2 separate regions of the Homo sapiens genome follow, and region 2 is linked to region 1. A link is an interaction called in ENCODE POLR2A ChIA-PET data of the cell type or tissue named here. Cell type or tissue: Panc1. All regions are shown on one strand. Links, peaks and the distances in the headings refer to the core of each region. The heading gives the core; the rest is flanking DNA. Region 1 holds the start of MMP27 (matrix metallopeptidase 27). Region 2 overlaps YAP1 (Yes1 associated transcriptional regulator).

What was found. Peaks named below come from ENCODE experiments on the same cell type or tissue, not always from the same donor. Only the 100,000 strongest peaks of a DNase experiment are listed, where the experiment ranks them.
Region 2: POLR2A ChIA-PET joins it to region 1 with 14 read pairs; 2 of 35 experiments call an interaction of 5 or more read pairs at or near these places.

What each region holds. Positions count from the first base shown.
Region 1 is chr11:102,701,010-102,710,261 of GRCh38, reverse strand. MMP27 (matrix metallopeptidase 27) reads left to right here and starts at 4,493. Exons shown (of 10, transcript NM_022122.3): 1 at 4,493-4,649; 2 at 5,487-5,725; 3 at 7,144-7,292; 4 at 7,381-7,509. The coding sequence starts at 4,548. In Panc1, for the core only: no CTCF peak of the experiment used is centred there; no DNase peak of the experiment used is centred there.
Region 2 is chr11:102,228,376-102,237,627 of GRCh38, reverse strand. It overlaps YAP1 (Yes1 associated transcriptional regulator), which reads right to left. Exons shown (of 9, transcript NM_001130145.3): 9 at 4,204-7,926. The coding sequence ends at 7,688. Among named protein-coding and RNA genes, the nearest start is that of BIRC3, 84 kb to the left of the region's middle. In Panc1, for the core only: no CTCF peak of the experiment used is centred there; no DNase peak of the experiment used is centred there; H3K27ac peaks cover 1,279 bases.

The sequences.
Region 1 (9,252 bases), core at 656-8,655:
AAAAGACACACAGTCTGTGCTTAAAGTTGTATTAGGTTGGTGCAAAAGTAACCACAATTACTTTTGCACTTTGTCAGAGCAAAGTGAGTTACACAAACCAGTCCACCCCTTGTGCAACTAAATTAATGCTGTGGGTATGTGGCAGAGGACATCAGAAGAATCTCCTACAGCTTTGTTCCTTGGAGATTTAAATGATGGGAAATTGGATGAGCTTTCTCTGGAGTAACTTACCAGCCTCAGAAAAAAAAGAAATTACAGATACCAACACTGGAGAAATCTCAGTGTGGCAGGGCTGCTAATGACCTATCTTAACCTTCAGTCTACACTTCTTCTGCAGTGAGACTCCAATTTCATTTGAGGTAGCAATGCGTCATATTTTGTAGCCTTGCTTACAGCTAGGCTTACAGCTGGATATGGCCATGTGTTTATTTCTAGCCAAAATGTGTAAGCAGAATGTTGTGTGGGGCTTCTGGAAAGGGACTGGAAAATTACTTTTTCTCTGCCTTCCTCCTTCTTTCTGCCTGTAATGCAGATGTAATGGCTAGAGGTTGAGAAGGCAGCTGACTCATGAGGCATTGTACTGACAGAGTGGTGTAGCAAGGTAGATGTTGCCTACCCTTGATGATATGGAGCTGTCAAACAAACCCTAGGCTTCCAAATCTGGGCACTTTTTTTTAATGTGAGGCAAAAATACATTTTTATTTAACTAAGCATCTGTTATTTTGGGTTTTTGTGTTACATTCAACCAAATCTCATCCTGACTAATACATCACATGAAGGGTGTGGGAAGTGCCCCACCTCCCTGCAGTGAAGGTCATCAATTCACCATCCCTGCCTCTACACATGAGAGCTTCCAGTCTGCTTTCTTGCCTCTCATTCTTAAGCAGATTGCACAACACAAAGTCACCAAATATTTTTGAAAAGATTGCAGTGTGAAAAACAGAGACCAAAGGAGAGACTTTGAGGAACTAGAGACAATTGTAGGAGCAAAAGAAAATGTCGAAATAAACTAAAGTATACTTAACATTAACATTCTTTAAAAATAAGAAGAGACTGGGTACAGTGGTTTGTGCCTGTAATCCCAACACTTTTGGAAGGCTGAGGCAGAAGGACTGCTTGAGGCTCAGCATTCAAGACCAGCCTGGGCAACATAGTGAGACCTTGTCCCTACAAAAAAATAAAAATAAAAATATTAGCTGGGCATGGTGGCATGCAACTATAGTCCCAGCTACTCGGGAGGCTGTGGCAGGAGGATCACTCGAACCCAGGAGTTTGAGGCTGCAGTGAGTCATGACTGTGTCACCGCATTCGAGCTTGGGTGACAGAGTATGCCTTCTTTTGTTTATTTAAACAAACAAATAAATAAATATAAGAATTAAATATAAGAATATAATTTTGGATGTAAAATATGTCTTATTTATTTAATAATTTCTTATTTATTTAGTTATGAATTATGTATTATTAATTATTTAGTAATTTATTTAAATAAATAAATAAGACATATTTTATGTCCAAAAACACTAATGAAATGCAAAAAAAAAGCTTAAAAATGTAAAAGAATACTCAGAACTGGAAAGAGTTCTTGGAAATTAAATGTCTTAGCTGAAATTAACAATCGGTGGGCTGGAAAGTTAAGTTGGTAGAAAATAGGATATATTAGAAGCATAAAGACTCAATCTAGGAGGTCCAACAGATATGGAAAGAAAGAAGAGAAAATGAATGGGTAGAAAAGGAGAAAATGAATAGGAAGAAATTATAACCAAAACTATATTGGAAAGTTACCTTAAATTGAAGTTTCCATGAAAAAAAGGTCCACTTACTGTCCAAAAATGTTAATACAAAAGACCTACATCAAGAGCATAACTATAAAATTTATAAATATCTAGGTAAAGAGAAGATTTCCAAAACCTTTCAAAAGAAAAACATCAAGAATCAGAGTATAAAACTTTTCAACAGCAGCACTAGAGTCTGGAAAATAATGGAATCTTCATTATCCTTCAAAGTTCTCAGGCAAATTTATTTTAGACTGAAATTCTGTATCCAGTCATACACCAATCAAGTGTGAGGATGAAATAAAGGGCATTCTTAGGTATGAAAAAAATCAGAATATTTATTTTCCTTATATTCTTTCTTAGAAAACTCCTGAGAGACATGTTGCATCAAAACAAGGGAGTAAATCAAGACATAGGTAGAAGTGAAACCCAGTAGCCAGAGATCTAACACAGAGACACAATACAAGTTTTCTGGTTAATGAGAGGATGACAGTTCTACAACAGACCCAGACTGGAGAAGGCAAGCAAGGGGTCTCAGAGGGATGAGTTCAAGGGAAAAAAACTGCTGCTATATTTCCTGTCATGTTTGGTTATTCTGAGAGAGTTTAAGAGTTCTATGGAAGAATTTGGTAAAGAATTAGCATATAAAAATCAATTCAACTATCAACTGCGGAGAAAAAAGGCTATACAAGAAAGGAGATGTAAGGCCAGGCATGGTGGCTCACACCTGTAATCCCAGCACTTTGGGAGGCTGAGGGGGGTGGATCACCTGAGGTCAGGAGTTCAAGACCAGCCTGGTCAACATGGTGAAACCCCATCTCTACTAAAAATACAAAAATTAGCCAGGCATGGTGGTGCATGCCTGTAGTCTCAGCTACATGGGAGGCTGAGGCAGGAGAATTGCTTGAACCCGGGAGGCAAATGTCGCAGTGAGCCGAGATTGTGCCAATGCACTCCAGCCTGGGTGACAGAGCGAGAGTCCGTCTCAAAAAAAAAGGGAAAAAAAAGAAAAGGATATGTAATCATAGTATACTACGTGATTCTCTTGTGAATAATATTTTCATGGTCATAATTGTATGAACGCTGATTACGGGCTTAAACATTCCTATAACCAAATTAGGAAAGCAGAAGGAGTGTTAAGTCCTTCTTTTCCATAGGAAGATGTTAATAATAACATTTAACTTTGAAAACTCGAGAAATAGTAGCATAAGCACGTTATTTACAAATGTGGAGTTAAACATAAAGATAAAAAGCTATAAAAATAATTTAAAGAAGTTACCTTTGGGGAGCAGGACTTGAAGGAGCGAAAGGTTAGGGCAGAGAGATGCTTTTTCGTTACAACAAGATAGCACCATTTGACTTCCCTTTTTCTGGTAACTCTATTTTTTTTTAAATTTTGTTCTGAAATATTTTAGAGTTTAAAAAACACAAAAGAACAATACAATGAGCATACTTGTACTTAGCATACTTGTACTTAATACCATTATAACACAAATCCTGATCATGTCTGCCTTCTCCCCTTCATCCCATTGCTCCAGAGGCCAATTAAACAATTTAAACTATATACATATATTAAAACAGTAAATAATAATATTTCTGAAACAAGATTTATAACTGGGATGAGCTTTAAATGCAAAGGAAGTATGTATCTACTTAGATCCTATAAGTTCCTCAGCTATGCCATATAAATTTTGTTTAGGATATGGACAAGGAAGATTTAGAAAGGTGTATCGATTGAGGAGTTAACATTTGGGAAGAAAGGGAAGAAAATTTTAATAATTGGTAGAAGAAAAGGGGAGGACAAGTGAGGGAGGACATTGCTGTAACTAAGACTGTTCCTTCATCTAAAAGTAGCCCAAGTAAAGAAGAATATATTGAAATTAATCCAAAAGGCTCTCACTAACTATATTCTCACTTCTGATGTTAATTTTGGCCTTCATCATCCATGACCTCTATGACTCTTCATCTTCCCAGTCAGCTGTCTTGTCCATGAGACCCTCCATCCCATCTTCCATAGCTGTCTACATATGTATTTTGTTCCAGTCAGGCCAGATTTCCTGCAGCTTATTTCTGCTGTGTTACCTCCTTCCCATGGCCTCTTTGCACTCATACTTCTTCTTCCTTCCTCTGTAAATCCAAATTCTACACATTCTCCAAAACCCAGAGCAAGCCCTAGTGCAAGCCCCAGTGCAGGCTGTATTTAACTTGCATAAAACCTCAAGGCCACACTCATAAGCAATGATCTGCCTTTGGCCCTTCTTAGTCTTTACAATCTGCACTGTGTATTTGCCCACTTGCCTCCTTTTTGTCCTACATTAATTTCTGTATGTGTCTGAATTCTCCAACAAGATTGCATTCACAGGGGCAGGCAAACAGTAGGAATTCAATAAACATTTGAAGTTTATCTTAGTTAATAAGGGTAATCTGACTCCTGATTCATTTGTCTTTTTATGATAACATCCTACCAAGATATTCTGAGATTGCCTTCAAAAGAAAACTTTGCAAGGAAAAAAAAATAACTTGGAGGCTCACTTCCCAGTATATTCAATTCAGTAATAAGCACTAACTGTGTTTACTAAACAATTGCAGGCCAAGATTACAAAATCAGCTCAGTCAAAAAAAAAAAAAAAAAAAAGCAAATCATGACACACTTTATGGCAAGTGTCCCTTTCTGTTATTAATTAAATGATGATACAAGCCAATTCATGCCACGTCTCACTATTATTTTCTAAATTCTGTGCTAACAGAACCGGCTTCAGCTGAAGAAAGAGAGGAATGAAGCGCCTTCTGCTTCTGTTTTTGTTCTTTATAACATTTTCTTCTGCATTTCCCTTAGTCCGGATGACGGAAAATGAAGAAAATATGCAACTGGCTCAGGTACTGTCTTAATAAATGATATCGATGACTATTGATAAAAAGCTTATTTTATTGATTCTCTTGGGACCTAAAAAGAAAACACATTCCTGCAAAAGAGTCCTGAACTTTTTTGTGAGAAGGAACTGCTTTTCATTTGTCTATCTCTGACGATATCAGGAAATTGTGTTGGGGAGGAGGGCTGGCACAGGGAGGGGGAAAGGATCTGCTATAACTTTTAGCAATGGTCACAAATGAAGGGATGTTTAGTGCGAGGAGAAAGGAGAGAGCCCTGCAAGGTATGGAGATCACTATAAAAGCATTTCAAGACAACCAGGAGGACCCAATCTACAATTTGGAGCCCTAATCCCTATATGTATGAAAAAAAATACATTGCTTTACAGATTCCCTCTAAAAATCAGTTCAGTTAACTTTTTATTTTTGGTTAAAGCAAATACATGTGCAAAATGGATAATCACTTATTTATCCTAGAACTTGTTTCAAAGAAACACCAAAATGAAAGTAACAGCAAAAATATGTAAGATAGGTCATCATTCAACAGACAGACGAAGCTTCATTCTCTTCTGTGGAGGTTTAAGAGCTGCGTGCTTTGGCTAATTCTGGTCACTCATAAGTCAACCAAGTCTTGGAAATTGAAAGAGCAGGGTGACTCGTTATTTTCCTCTTTGTGTCCTTCCTTTCTTCTTTCCTCCTTCACTCCTCACTTTCTCTCATTACTTCTTTTTTTTCCCCTTTCCTATTGCCAGAAGGAATTTTAGGCAATTTTGCTTTATCCTGAGATGGAGATTTGCTCTCCTGTAGTCTGTGCCTCTTTTTTTTTTTTCTTATCTTTTTGGTCAGGCATATCTCAACCAGTTCTACTCTCTTGAAATAGAAGGGAATCATCTTGTTCAAAGCAAGAATAGGAGTCTCATAGATGACAAAATTCGGGAAATGCAAGCATTTTTTGGATTGACAGTGACTGGAAAACTGGACTCAAACACCCTTGAGATCATGAAGACACCCAGGTGTGGGGTGCCTGATGTGGGCCAGTATGGCTACACCCTCCCTGGGTGGAGAAAATACAACCTCACCTACAGGTAATGCTTCTGCCAGCTTATTTCCGCCTAATCCAAAGGAACATAAAGATAATTTCCAAGGAACAGAATAATATTCATTCAATTGACTGAGCACTTCCTGTGTGCACAGCACATCTTAGGCTCCATTTACGGTATCTTCCCAACAAACCTGTGCTGTAGGCTCTGCTGCTACCACCATCTTAAATACAGAGAAACTGAAACAAAAGTTTATTTACCGTGGCTGAGGTTACACAGCTCTTACTGGCTCCAGCAGACATGCTCTCATCTCTAGCCTCTGCCACCATCATATAAGCTCCCAACAAATACTGTCATCTGACTGCAGATACTTGACAGCATGAATGAAGGGTGCCCAAGAGAAAATGGGGAGACCCTGGAACACAACCAGTTTATGTCAGAGACATGTGTGTGTGAGAGAGAGAGTTGCCAAATCTCAGATGAGCCCCTCAGAGCAAAGTAGGGTGTTTCCCTCAGACATCTCAAGGAAAAGGGGGCAGGCTGACTCATTGGCAGGAAGAGGATGAGGTATGCCTTTGATCTGAGACAGAGACAGTCACCTTGACCATCACTCTACAGCCTTTCTGATAGTTCTTCTTTCATCTTACTGAGTGCTAGGACTTGAGATAAAAATGAATTTAGCAAGATAGGCAACATAAACGAGAAAAATCTTTTCCTGAGCAATTCTTGTGGTTCTCATGTAAGATTCTTAATATATGGACTGGGTGTGGTGGCTCATGCCTGTAATCCCAGCACTTTGGGAGGCTGAGGCAGACGGATCACCTGAGTTCAGGAGTTTGAGACCAGCCTGGCAAACGTGGCAAAACCCCATCTCTACTAAAAAACACAAAAATTAGCTGGGCCTGGTGGCACGCGCCTGTAGTCCCAGCTACTCAGGAGGCTGAGGCATGAGAATCACTTGAACCTGGGAGGCAGAGGTTGCAGTGAGCCGAGGTCGCGCCACTGCACTCCAGCCTGGGGGACAGAGCGAGACTCTGTCTCAAAAAAAAAAAAGTTCTTAATATATGGTACATGCACAAGACTGATTTCTACAAGCCATTCAAAAAAATGATTCTCAGTTCTTTTTAAGAATGTCTTTATAATACTTTCATATACAAGCCAACACGTACATGAGATAAATGCTGTCTTGGGATGTGATCTTAGTGAAGTCATTTAACCTCTTTCAGCCTCCTTTGTTGAAGTGTTAATACTACTGATTCATAGGGAAGATAAAGGAATTTAATTCTATAGTATATGTAAGAGTATTTCATTTAAATAAAGTGCTAATGCAACTGTAAGATAATTGCACCACACCAAAGTTACTGCAGCACATTATTGATAAGCTAGAAATGTTTTTTGTAGTTATGTGTGTATATTCATGCATGAATAAGCCAGAAATTGACATATTTTTGTTAATTTTTAAGAATAATAAACTATACTCCGGATATGGCACGAGCTGCTGTGGATGAGGCTATCCAAGAAGGTTTAGAAGTGTGGAGCAAAGTCACTCCACTAAAATTCACCAAGATTTCAAAGGGGATTGCAGACATCATGATTGCCTTTAGGACTCGAGGTAAGGTTTTCAACAGAGAGCAAAGCTATTTTTATCTCAGGAGATTTGAGGAAGCTGATCTTTTTTCCTCGCATAAATTGTATCTCAGTCCATGGTCGGTGTCCTCGCTATTTTGATGGTCCCTTGGGAGTGCTTGGCCATGCCTTTCCTCCTGGTCCGGGTCTGGGTGGTGACACTCATTTTGATGAGGATGAAAACTGGACCAAGGATGGAGCAGGTGAGTCTAATTTTCTTTATGAACAAAATCTTATTATTCTAAAGAATCCCTGAAAAGAATAGCTTTGTAACTAGCTGCTTTTTAACTGTAAAGTTCCCAATGTCCCCACAATTTTCCATATTCCAAGATGACCTTGATGGAAGTGTTCAATACACCCTCATAAAGTGGCTACTTCTACTATGATCAGAGCAGTCTTCATTATTTATACATTCATTCATACACCCATAATGTCTGAGGGGCCACTGTGTGCCCGGAACTATACAAGGTGTCCTATGGACCCCAAAGTTGTACTAGAAAAGTGTAAGCCTTCAGAGGTTCATGATCCTGTGTGGTACACAAGGCCAGCCCACATACCTGCCATATAAGGCAGAAGATGTTTTGTGTTGTACCAGTGGCAGAAGTCATCTGTTGCTTGAGGATTGAAAGAAGACTCTAGGGAGGTGGTAATTTTGAGTTAGCAATTAAAGGACAGTATATGGATTCATAGCCCATAGAGGCTCTAATTCAAAGCATGAACTTCCTCTTCTAACTCTTGCCCAGCTGCAAAGGAATCAGACCTTAATCCTTATATTTGACTTATTTCTTCAAACCAAGTAAGTTTATTTTATTTTTCTCAATGGGTCTGCCTGGCATTCAAGGTGTTTTACTACTGTTCTGACAAAAATATCAAACTGTACTATATTAACAGGTAGCAATGTAGGCCTCAAAGAAAAGAGCAAGCTCAATAGATTTTTGGGTCCCCCATTCTTTTGTTCTGTCATTGGCAATAGTTACCTTGGGTCTGGTGTCTAGCTTCCAGAGTCACAGGAAAGCACAGGTTGTAGTGGTCCTGATGGATAGTATACAAGGACACAGATCATTCCCGACCATGTATCTCCAGATAATCGGTCTAGATCAGCTTTGCACTTTCTGTGAAACTAAAAGTCTGTCACACAAAATGGTCCATGGCCACTCACTGCTCAGTCAGAACAGGTGATGCAACTGTTTTTCCAAGTGCCAGTGAAAAGGGCGAAAGTCAGTACTGGCTGAGGTTCAGGCAGCAGCAGGCAAAATCTGGGATTGGCTGCTGCCATTGCCACATGACTTAGCATCACAAGCAGACAAGAAATTGAAGGAGGTAAGATAACATTGTCACCCAAGCAAGAGAGGAAAGGAATGAACCATGTCTGTTGTGTATCTTCTGCTGAGACATGTTTCAATATTTCTTTGGTATTAGTCTGAAGACACTGCGGGTGTGTTTCACCAAACAGTTACAGGAAATATCCTAGCACTTGCCAAAATCAGAATGACTCCCCTTGCTCAGCCAGGCTTTACTTTCATAGCTAGAGGCAGAGATCAAAGATTTCACTATCCTTTTGTCTCTTAAATCCAATGCTAAGTAGCAGTTCCTCTTACCCATACTGCTTTAAGCCCTCTGCCAAGGGGGACATGTGGGGTAAGTTATTTTTTTTTAAGTCCGATGTATCTGGGTTCCACATCGGTAAGGCTCGCTTGAGCAAGGCAAGAGATAAATACAGTCCTCAACCAAGTTCTGGGTGGGCAACCAGGCAGCAGTTCCAAAAAGGATTGTCTTCTGACCACTTTATTTCAGTCCCTCAGAGTAGAAATTGTGGGCCCTCTGTGATCCAATTGTATAACTCTTAGTTCACTGACATTAAAGGGGAAAATACCTTCCTCTTCTCCAATGGAAACATAAAATATCAAGCAAACGTAATCTCCAACAAAATTGCAATTTTTAAAAAA
Region 2 (9,252 bases), core at 375-8,374, 470 kb after region 1:
TAGGGTTTGCCACTGCATTCCAGATAAAGATGTGGCCTCGAAGGTGAGCTGTGAGTTGGCTGTTAAGCACCCGTCACCCCCATCCCCGCCCGCTGCCCCTCAATGAAGCATCAGCTGTTTTCTGAATGACACTAAATGGGCTTAGGCTGGTTTTCTGAAACTCCCATAGCAGAATTCCACAGAAATTCCTTTGGCCTAGAATACAGAAAAGCTATGCTGTCTTTCAATGATTTGGACTGTAAAAGAACAACTAAATCTCAAGTCCACATTCTTCACTGGGCAGTCCCATTTGGGATTATTTTACAGGGCTCAACAGACTTACTAGTGCTCAGAGACAAAACACCTCAGCAAATGGCCTCCTTTTGGAAGATGATGCACATGTGGTTTTTGTGGTGTGACTTCAAATTACCTAACAGTCTGGCTGTCCCTGAATATGAGCCATTGTATCTCTTATAAAATCTAAGGTCTTAATTCACGGTCATCCAAGTGATCAGTCTTATCTAGTTGTGATCCTAGTATCATTTAGAATCCACTGGGCTACAGCCCATGAGGCAGATGCCTCTGCTGAACTCTGCCTGCAGATGTGTTTACCTCCTCTTCCTTTTTTTTTTTTCCCCCTGAGACAGAGTCTCGCTCTGTTGCCCAGGCTGGAATGCAGTGGCGCGATCTCAGCTCACTGCAACCTCCGCCTCCTGGGTTCAAGCAATTCTCCGTGCCTCAGCCTCCCCAGTTGCTGGAATTACAGCTGCCTGCCACCGCAGCCAACGAATTTTTGTATTTTTAGTAGATACGGGGTCTCACCATGTTGTCCAGGCTGGTCCTGAACTCCTGACCTCAGGTAACCTGCCTGCCTTGGCCTCCCAAATTGCTGGGATTACAGGCGTGAGCCACCGTGCCAGGCTTTACCTCTTATTCAGTAGAAAAAAGTGCCAAATACAAGTTGCTGAGAGGTTCCCTGAAGGAGGAGGAAGTGTCTTTAGCTAGGTTTCCCAATGGCTGCATCACTAGTGAAGCTCAGCTTTGAGTAGCTGGCTTCAGTAGCTCTTGGTGATAGCACTGATAGACAGGAGATTTTCTCTCAGATCCTGCCATTTAATCCAGATCCTTGAGAAAATTAGTTCAAGTTTGCCAGATATGCTATCATTTTAATTGTGTAAATCCACTGTAACATAAAAACCCGATTTGAAACAGAACAAATGCTTTAAAAGGAACTGAGATGTGGGGCACGGCGTGGTGGCTCAGGCCTGTAATCCCAGCACTTTGGAAGGTGGAGGTGGGCAGATTGATTACTTGAGCTCAGGAGTTTGAGACCAGCCTGGACAACATGGTGAAACCCCACGTCTCTACAAAAAATACAAAAATTAGCTGGGTGGGTGGCGCAAGCTGCTTGGGAGGCTGAGGCACGAGAACTGCTTGAGCCCAGGAAGTGGAGGTTGCTGTGAGCTGACATTGCGGCACTGCACTCCAGCCTGGGTGACAGAGCGAGACCCCGTCTCAAAAAAAGAAAAAAAAAAAAAAAAAGAACTGAGATGTGGCTTCTAATAATATCCCAAGTAAAATTACAACCAAATGTGAAGTTTAACTCATATTTTATATAGATTCTATGAAGGTCGTGGGAACTATAATTCCACAAAAATATACCTGGGACAAGATGTAAGGAAACGTGGGGAAAGGTATGTCACAACCCTAAGAAGTTTTTACAAGTTCCTTTTACAAAAAAATCAAGCCCTGTCCACTAACTGAGTGCAAACCAATACCAATTTCACAAAGTTACAGTACCTCTAGTTCTTGTTTCTTTAACAGTTAAAGTTTGTTTTTAAGTTAACTAGACTAGGTGTTCAAAAATTTTACAGAAGTAGACCCTTTGCTAAGAGGTCTCCAAATAATTGCTTTCAGTGGCAAAGATACTAGGTTTTTTGTTTCTAACAGGATCATAGCAGCTTGTAAGTCAGGTCACTTTGGGAGTTTTGTTTTTTGTTAAAATACGGCAGACTTTAATTCAGAATACCTTTTCAGTGTCATTTTGTTTTGCTCATGTCTTGATTCTGCAACTGTTTTCATTTGTGGCAGTATTAAGGCTATGTTTATGGTTAAGAAATTATCCATTTTACCTATGTCAGAGCTTTTTGTGTTCAAGGTAGCAAAACATATTTTATGTGTGACTTGGAAAAACTGTAGTACTAAATGTCACCGACTTCTCATCTGAATTTTAATTTAGTAGTTAAGCTTTAAATCAAAAAAGATTTATCACAAAGTTCTCATGGCTAAAAAAGACTAAGTGCCAACAGTTTAAAGTTGAATAGGGATGACATGGCAGACATCCTGCCAGAGCTACTGTTGATTCCAACAGCGTTAGCACATGTGGAACCCCGGAGCCAGGAATTTACCCGCAATAAAGCCAGGTTTTCTGTCAGTAAAACTGATGATTACAGAAGCAGGGAGAGTCTGGCTGCCATTAGAGAAGGTAAGAAAACATCATCAGCTCCTTGGGGCTGCCTTTCTTTTGTAACCTCAGCTGTCAAGAAATGGAAATCGGGGTTGGGGAATTAAACAAAACCCCCAGTCTACCGATCACTTCTGCAGTAGTCACCTAGGTTTCCTTTCACTAGTAGTTACTGATCTCTCTCCCCCTCCCCCTCCCTCTGGAAGACTGTTTTCTTGCTTATTGCAGCTGAGCAATTCACTTACTGAGCTGTTGAACTTTAATTTGGGGTCTAAGAAAAACATTATGTAAATCATGTTTTAAGTATGACTACTATACTTCTCAAGTATTTGGAATGTTCCTCCTTGTTCTCGTTAGAGGCTATTCCCAAATCTAAATACATTTTTCTGAGTATTCTGTTAAACTCAGAGTTAACTAAAGATGGTACAATTCTGGTTCAGAGATCCAGAATGAAGGCAGATTCACATTACTGGGCTTCACACCATCTGACAAAAAGTGTACCACCGTGGAGCAACAAGCACAGTGTCTACAGACACAAGGTATGGTTTTGAGCCAAGATGTACCACCACTATATCTGAACTACAAAAAGGAAATAATCAATTTCAAGCTACACGAAATTAGTGTTCTAACATAAAGAAATTATATATTGTAAAATATGAAGCATTTTCAGATTTGCCTCACCAAAATAGATGTGTCAATAATTGAAGCTATTATACACGCAAACACAGAAATCAATCTTTTTTTTTTTTTTTTCTGAGATGGAGTCTCGCTCTGTCACGCAGGCTGGAGTGTAGTGGCGTGGTCTTGGCTTACCGCAGCCTCTGCCTTACGGGTTCAAGTGATCCTCCCACCTCAGCCTCTCAAGTAGCTGGGATTGCAAGCATGCACCACCATGCCCAGCTAATTTTTGTATTTTTAGTACAGATGGGGTTTCACCATGTTGACTAGGCTGCTGTCGAACTCCTGACCTCGGGTGATCTGTCCGCCTCAGCCTCCGCCCACAATGCTGAAATTACAGGCGTGAGCCACCACGTCCAGCCATCTTTAAAGATACTCAAATCTACTTCTTATTCAAAGGTCAGGACCTACCACTTCAATTTGTGAATGTTTTTATTTATAAGCCAGTAAGTAATGCTTTTTACTAATATATAATATTCTCTCATGACCTCCAAAATAGAACAGAATATATATATATTCTCAGCCTCCCGAGTAGCTGGGATTACAGGCATGCGACACCACGCCCAGCTAATTTTGTATTTTTAGTAGAGACGGGGTTTCTCCATGTTGGTCAGGCTGGTCTTGAACTCCCAACCTCAGGTAATCCGCCTGCCTTGGCTTCCCAAAGTGCTGGGATTACAGGCGTGAGCCACCACGCCTGGCCTGAGAGAATATATTAAAGAAGTAAAACCAAAGGCCATTCTGAAAGACAGTGCCATGTTCTTATGTTCTCAGTGTCCTCTGTGCCGTCACATGTAGTGAAGTCATTTAAGAATCAAGCAGACGCAGTTCTGCTTAGACACTACCACGGATGAGGATGGTGTATGTGAAGAGTAAGAACACAAAGTTAAAAGAATTATATATCCATACTTCAAAAGTTCCAAATGTCAAGCCTAACTTAAAGCACAACGAAACTTAAGTTTAACTTGTCTTCCCAGTTACTACTGTAATCACCTTTTATTGCCAGTTCTTGTTCTATTGGAAGACCAGTAAGAAGCCAAAAAAAAAAAAAGTTTCAAATATCAATTGTTAAAAACAACAAAGAAGAGTTTAAGGAAAGAATATATTTGAACCACATAAACAAACAAAAAGGTATTACATAAGAAAAAATAATGTAACAATTTATGTAAGTACCTAACATATGAGCATGCTCTTACATCTAAAACAAAAAATAAAAAGGTAACATTGGTACTATATATATATATTTGACAAGTGTGCATTAAAGAATTCTCTAATATAAAACATTTAAAATGTGGAGAATACTTTTTCAAGATACAGAAAACAATTGTTATGATAGGCACACCCACAATTCTTATAACAACATGCTTGCGAGGATAAAATCCACCTGAGCACTCATTTCTCAGATGTACCAACGCTAGAAAAGTGTTAAGCACTGAATATTGCCACCCACTTTTGCAATGTTTGAGTTTCAACACTGATTGGTATGAATTCTGAATTACACAATTAATTACTGTTATTTTTCAGTCTTTCTGCCATGTTCCATATAGAAGGCATGTATTTAATATGAATACTTAACACAGCAACATTATTTGTAGCAAAGTCACTTCCCTGTGTTCATTTTTCCTTTAAAGGCACTACATTTAGAAAAGTTATTACAACAAATAGTGCTTTGGAAGATCTGAAACTCCAAATCAATGTGCTCCATCAACCATAAGTAGATCTAAGAAGCCCTGACTGAAAATAACACAAATGTAAAAAGTTGATAAATTTAAAGATTATAAAATTGGTTTATTGTAAAAGCAATTCAAGAATACCCAGTTAAAATCTTATCCCAATGCTACCCAATACAACCAAGAAGCAGTTAAGCACTTTTACATTAGGAACAAGGACATAAAACAAGAGACCACATCAAGGCTATGATTCAAACTCAAAAAGGGAAAGGACTCTTAGGTCTCCTTCAGGTCAGTACAGAGGGCATCGTAAGATCAAAGCACTGTGCCAGGTATCACAGTACTGCTACAACACTGAGGTATAACTGGGCAAATTAAAGTTGAGGGGTAAAGGAAGATCTCCATATTCATATTGTTTTGTGGGTGTACTTAGGTGACTGAAACTCTAGAACAGCTGCCTTTAATGGCAGCACGGTGTAAGACAAGTCTTTATTAAAGAGAAAGAAGTTTATAAAGTTCTCTATCAAGGTCCCCCTAAATCTTCACAACCCCCCCCCCAAACTTTCCCACCCTCCCCCTAAGCTAAAGCTAATCTGCTGATATATAAGATATAATCTTAATCTGTGGCTACTGGCAAATTATAGGCACTCCTTCCAAGTAGCTTTGATCTTCTGCACATTAAAAAAAATCCCAACAACATGCTATGTAATTCATATACCCAATTTTGCATTCTAGGTAGAATTTCATTACTACTCTAAAACTCCATCTGCAGTGGCCATTTCCCCCCAGACTTAATTCAAGATTTAATCTTTCTGCTGTTTTCTTAATAAAAGCCTTAGAGTCAATTATTATGAGTGATCAACCTATGAACTATTATATACAACACAGTGATTGCATTTTTTTGAGCACTGAAAGTACTTAAAATAAAACTTCTTACTTCCAACTTTTGCCCTCCTCCAAATTGAAGGGCCAAAATACTTAGATTTTGTAATTGGGGGGAAAAAAATCTATCTTCCCAAGCTGAGGCTTTTCATAGCAGCTTTTGCCAGGAGAAGAGATTTTATGCCTGTTATGAACCCTTGAAAATAAGGGCTTATTCTAGAAACATTGAAAGACCCTTAAAACACAGAGGTGCTAGCTGGTGCCACTTTAATTCACAACCAACTATTACTTCATAGCTTATATTGAAGAGTTAATTCATGCTCGTTTTGTTCCTTTAAAAAATACTCTTTGGAAACCATTATTACTCCTGTAGACACATACTCTAGTTACATCATCTCTTCCTGTAAAAATAAAGGTATAATCATGATTATCTCTATTTCTTTGCTAAATTCAACTACCAATATACATTTATTAATCTGATCACTTTTCCAGCTAACTCAAAACCTTATAGTATTCTATCCAGGGTCAATTTTCAGCATAGAAGTAGGAGCAAGTCTTGTAAGTAAGAACAATCTTGAAGGCAATATTTTAATCTAGTCGTTAATGTGTTCATTACAAATGAGAACTACAAACTAGAATTTACTTCCAAAACTAAGGCAAAGAAAACTTCCAAAGCTAAATGAAGGTAAACCACTATAAAGCTTATTTCTGTCATGCACATTATGAACCTACTCACTGAATTCCAATCGAGACTTAAAAATTAGTCCAAGGGAGAAAATAAAGCCATTTCTGGTTTGCTCCTTTCCAATTCATCAGATAATATCTACCGTATGCCCAGAGGGCGTGGAGCACTCCCCTAGGCACTATCCACAGTAATAGCTCTTTCTAGAACACTAAACTACTTCAAACATCTGCAGACTGCCCCAACCAGATTTAAACTACCAGTGAAATATAAACTACTAGTCATGTATTCTAAATGCATACAAAGCGCTACCATTTTAAAAATTAACTGGAAAGCAGGGAAACCTAAAAAAGGATACATTCCACTACCACACTATTATAAATGTTATGTTTGGGTGTGTGTATGTATATAAAAGAGAGAGCAGATAATCGAGATTTAAATAAGGTGGTAAAAAAAACCAGGAAATGAAGATTTTACCAAAACAACTACAATAACCATCCCAAGCTACAACTATTAACAGATTCACTAATATGGTCATTTGCCTAGGTTCCGACAAAACCAACCAACCAACCAACCCCCCCACCGACCCTGCCAAAAACAAAAAAAACAAAAAACCCAACAAAACAGAACAAAATGCACACCCACAAAATTATCCACCAAAATCTATATTAGAGTATGTGGCAATAATTAATATATTTATATGGAAATTGTCTCATGCCTTATAAGCTCCTAAAATAAAATCAAGGTCATTATGTGACTAATGATAGCACTAGGAGGAAAAGAAAATACTGAAAGTAAAACAGTCTTCAGCCTTGGTTTCAGCTATCTCTTCAAATCAGCATTAAGTATTTAATATCAGATATAACATTTTTGGCTTGTCAGACCAGTAAATCATGTTTTTCCACTGGACAAAGGAAGCTGAAGAAACAACTGTTGAACAAACTAAATGCTGTGACATGAAGCATCTGACTTCTAAGTCTGAGTATTTAGTTAAAATGATTGGTGAACATTTAACTGGGCAAAAGGAATGGCATCCATCATCCAAACAGGCTCACTTCCCCCAGCCCCCAAAATGAACAGTAGTTTTAATAGCAAAAGAAATAAAAAGTTTTTTTCTTTTGATTCTTTAGAGCCAACTGTGAAAGAGGTCAGCAATACATTAACAGCAGCAATGGACAAGGAAGAGCAAAATAGAGGATTAAAGTATCTTGCTGGACGTTTGTTCATCTTTTTCTGTATTAGCCTGAAAACTGCAACTGGCTTATGGAAATTTCCGGTGCATGTGTCTCCTTAGATCCTTCACAGATTTAGAATTCAGTCTGCCTGAGGGCTCTATAACCATGTAAGAAAGCTTTCTTTATCTAGCTTGGTGGCAGCCAAAACAGACTCCATGTCATTAAGGATGTCAGAACTCAAAGCTTCCTGCAGACTTGGCATCAGCTCCTCTCCTTCTATGTTCATTCCATCTCCTTCCAGTGTTCCAAGGTCCACATTTGTCCCAGGAATGGCTTCAAGGTAGTCTGGGAAACGGTTCTGCTGTGAGGGCAGGGTGCTTTGGTTGATAGTATCACCTAGTGGAAACACACAGAGATAACAAAGTCCTTTTTGAAAAGCTAACATCAGGGCTGTATCATATGAGCACAGAGAAATGCACAGGGAAAGAAAAGCGCTCCTGACTGACCTAAACTGATACCTAGAATTTATATCAGGTCAAACAACTCACAGATAACAAAATAACAATGCCAAGTTTACTTTTGCTTCAACATTGTTCAGATATCCAATAACAGCTTGATTGCTATTATGTGCTGAGCACTAAAGGAGTCATGAAAAAAATAAAAAAGCCCTTGAAAAATTATATGCAGCAGCGGGAGAAAGAACAAGTACACAACACGACAGCATCACTACCCTGTCTTCCAGATAAGCACCACCATAATAAGACTAAACATAAACATGAGTGGTATAGACCTACCTTGGCCTTAAATATACTTTGGGAAACACTAAAATAGAAAGACTGCAAGAATACTTTATTCTACCCTTAGGAGATGCACCTTCCTAACAGCAAAACAAGCCTTCCCAGAGGGCTTTGAATAAATCCATCTTCCTAGCCTTGCTTCTAGGTTTCCCAAACTTACTTGGCCACAGAGCCTTTTTTGCATATGACAACATTAACACTCCTCAGAGCTTCAATAGAACATACTTTCAGAAAAACTAACATAAACCATTAAGTGCTACAGGGGTCTGGAGAAGAGAGCAATACAGATTAGAGGAGTAAGTAAAGGTGTTGTGTGTGAAATGGGTTTGAAGTGGCTCCTAAGGATGATTTAACATCTAGATAATCAGAGAGGAGGGGTAGTGTGGATTCTAGAAAGCATCAAAGCCAGGAGCTGGATGAATACAGGCACAAAAGCCTTGCTAAACACTTTCAGAATAGAAGCAGTTAGTGAAAGAGTTGGTAGCTAAAGAACAGCTTCATTTCCCTGCCAATTCATGCACTCTGGCAGTTGTCAACTCTAGGGCAATGGTTGCCAGGTAAGCCACAGGAGAAATGCTTCCGTAATTACCCCTGTGAGGCAGGTATTTCTTAGCTCCTGCAAGACCCCTGCAACTATTCTTTTTTTTTTTTTTTTTTTTTTTTTTTGAGACGGAGTCTTGCTCTGTCACCCAGGCTGGAGTGCAGTGGTGTGATCTTGGCTCACTGCAACCTCCGCCTCCCGGGTTCAAATGATTCTCCTGCCTCAGTCTCCCGAGTAGCTGGGATTACAGGTGCATACCACCACATGTGGCTAATTTTTATATTTTTAGTAGAGACAGGGTTTCACCATGTTGGCCAGGCTGGTCTTGAACTTATGACCTCACGTGATCTGGCTACCTCGGCCTCCCAAAGTGCTGGGATTACA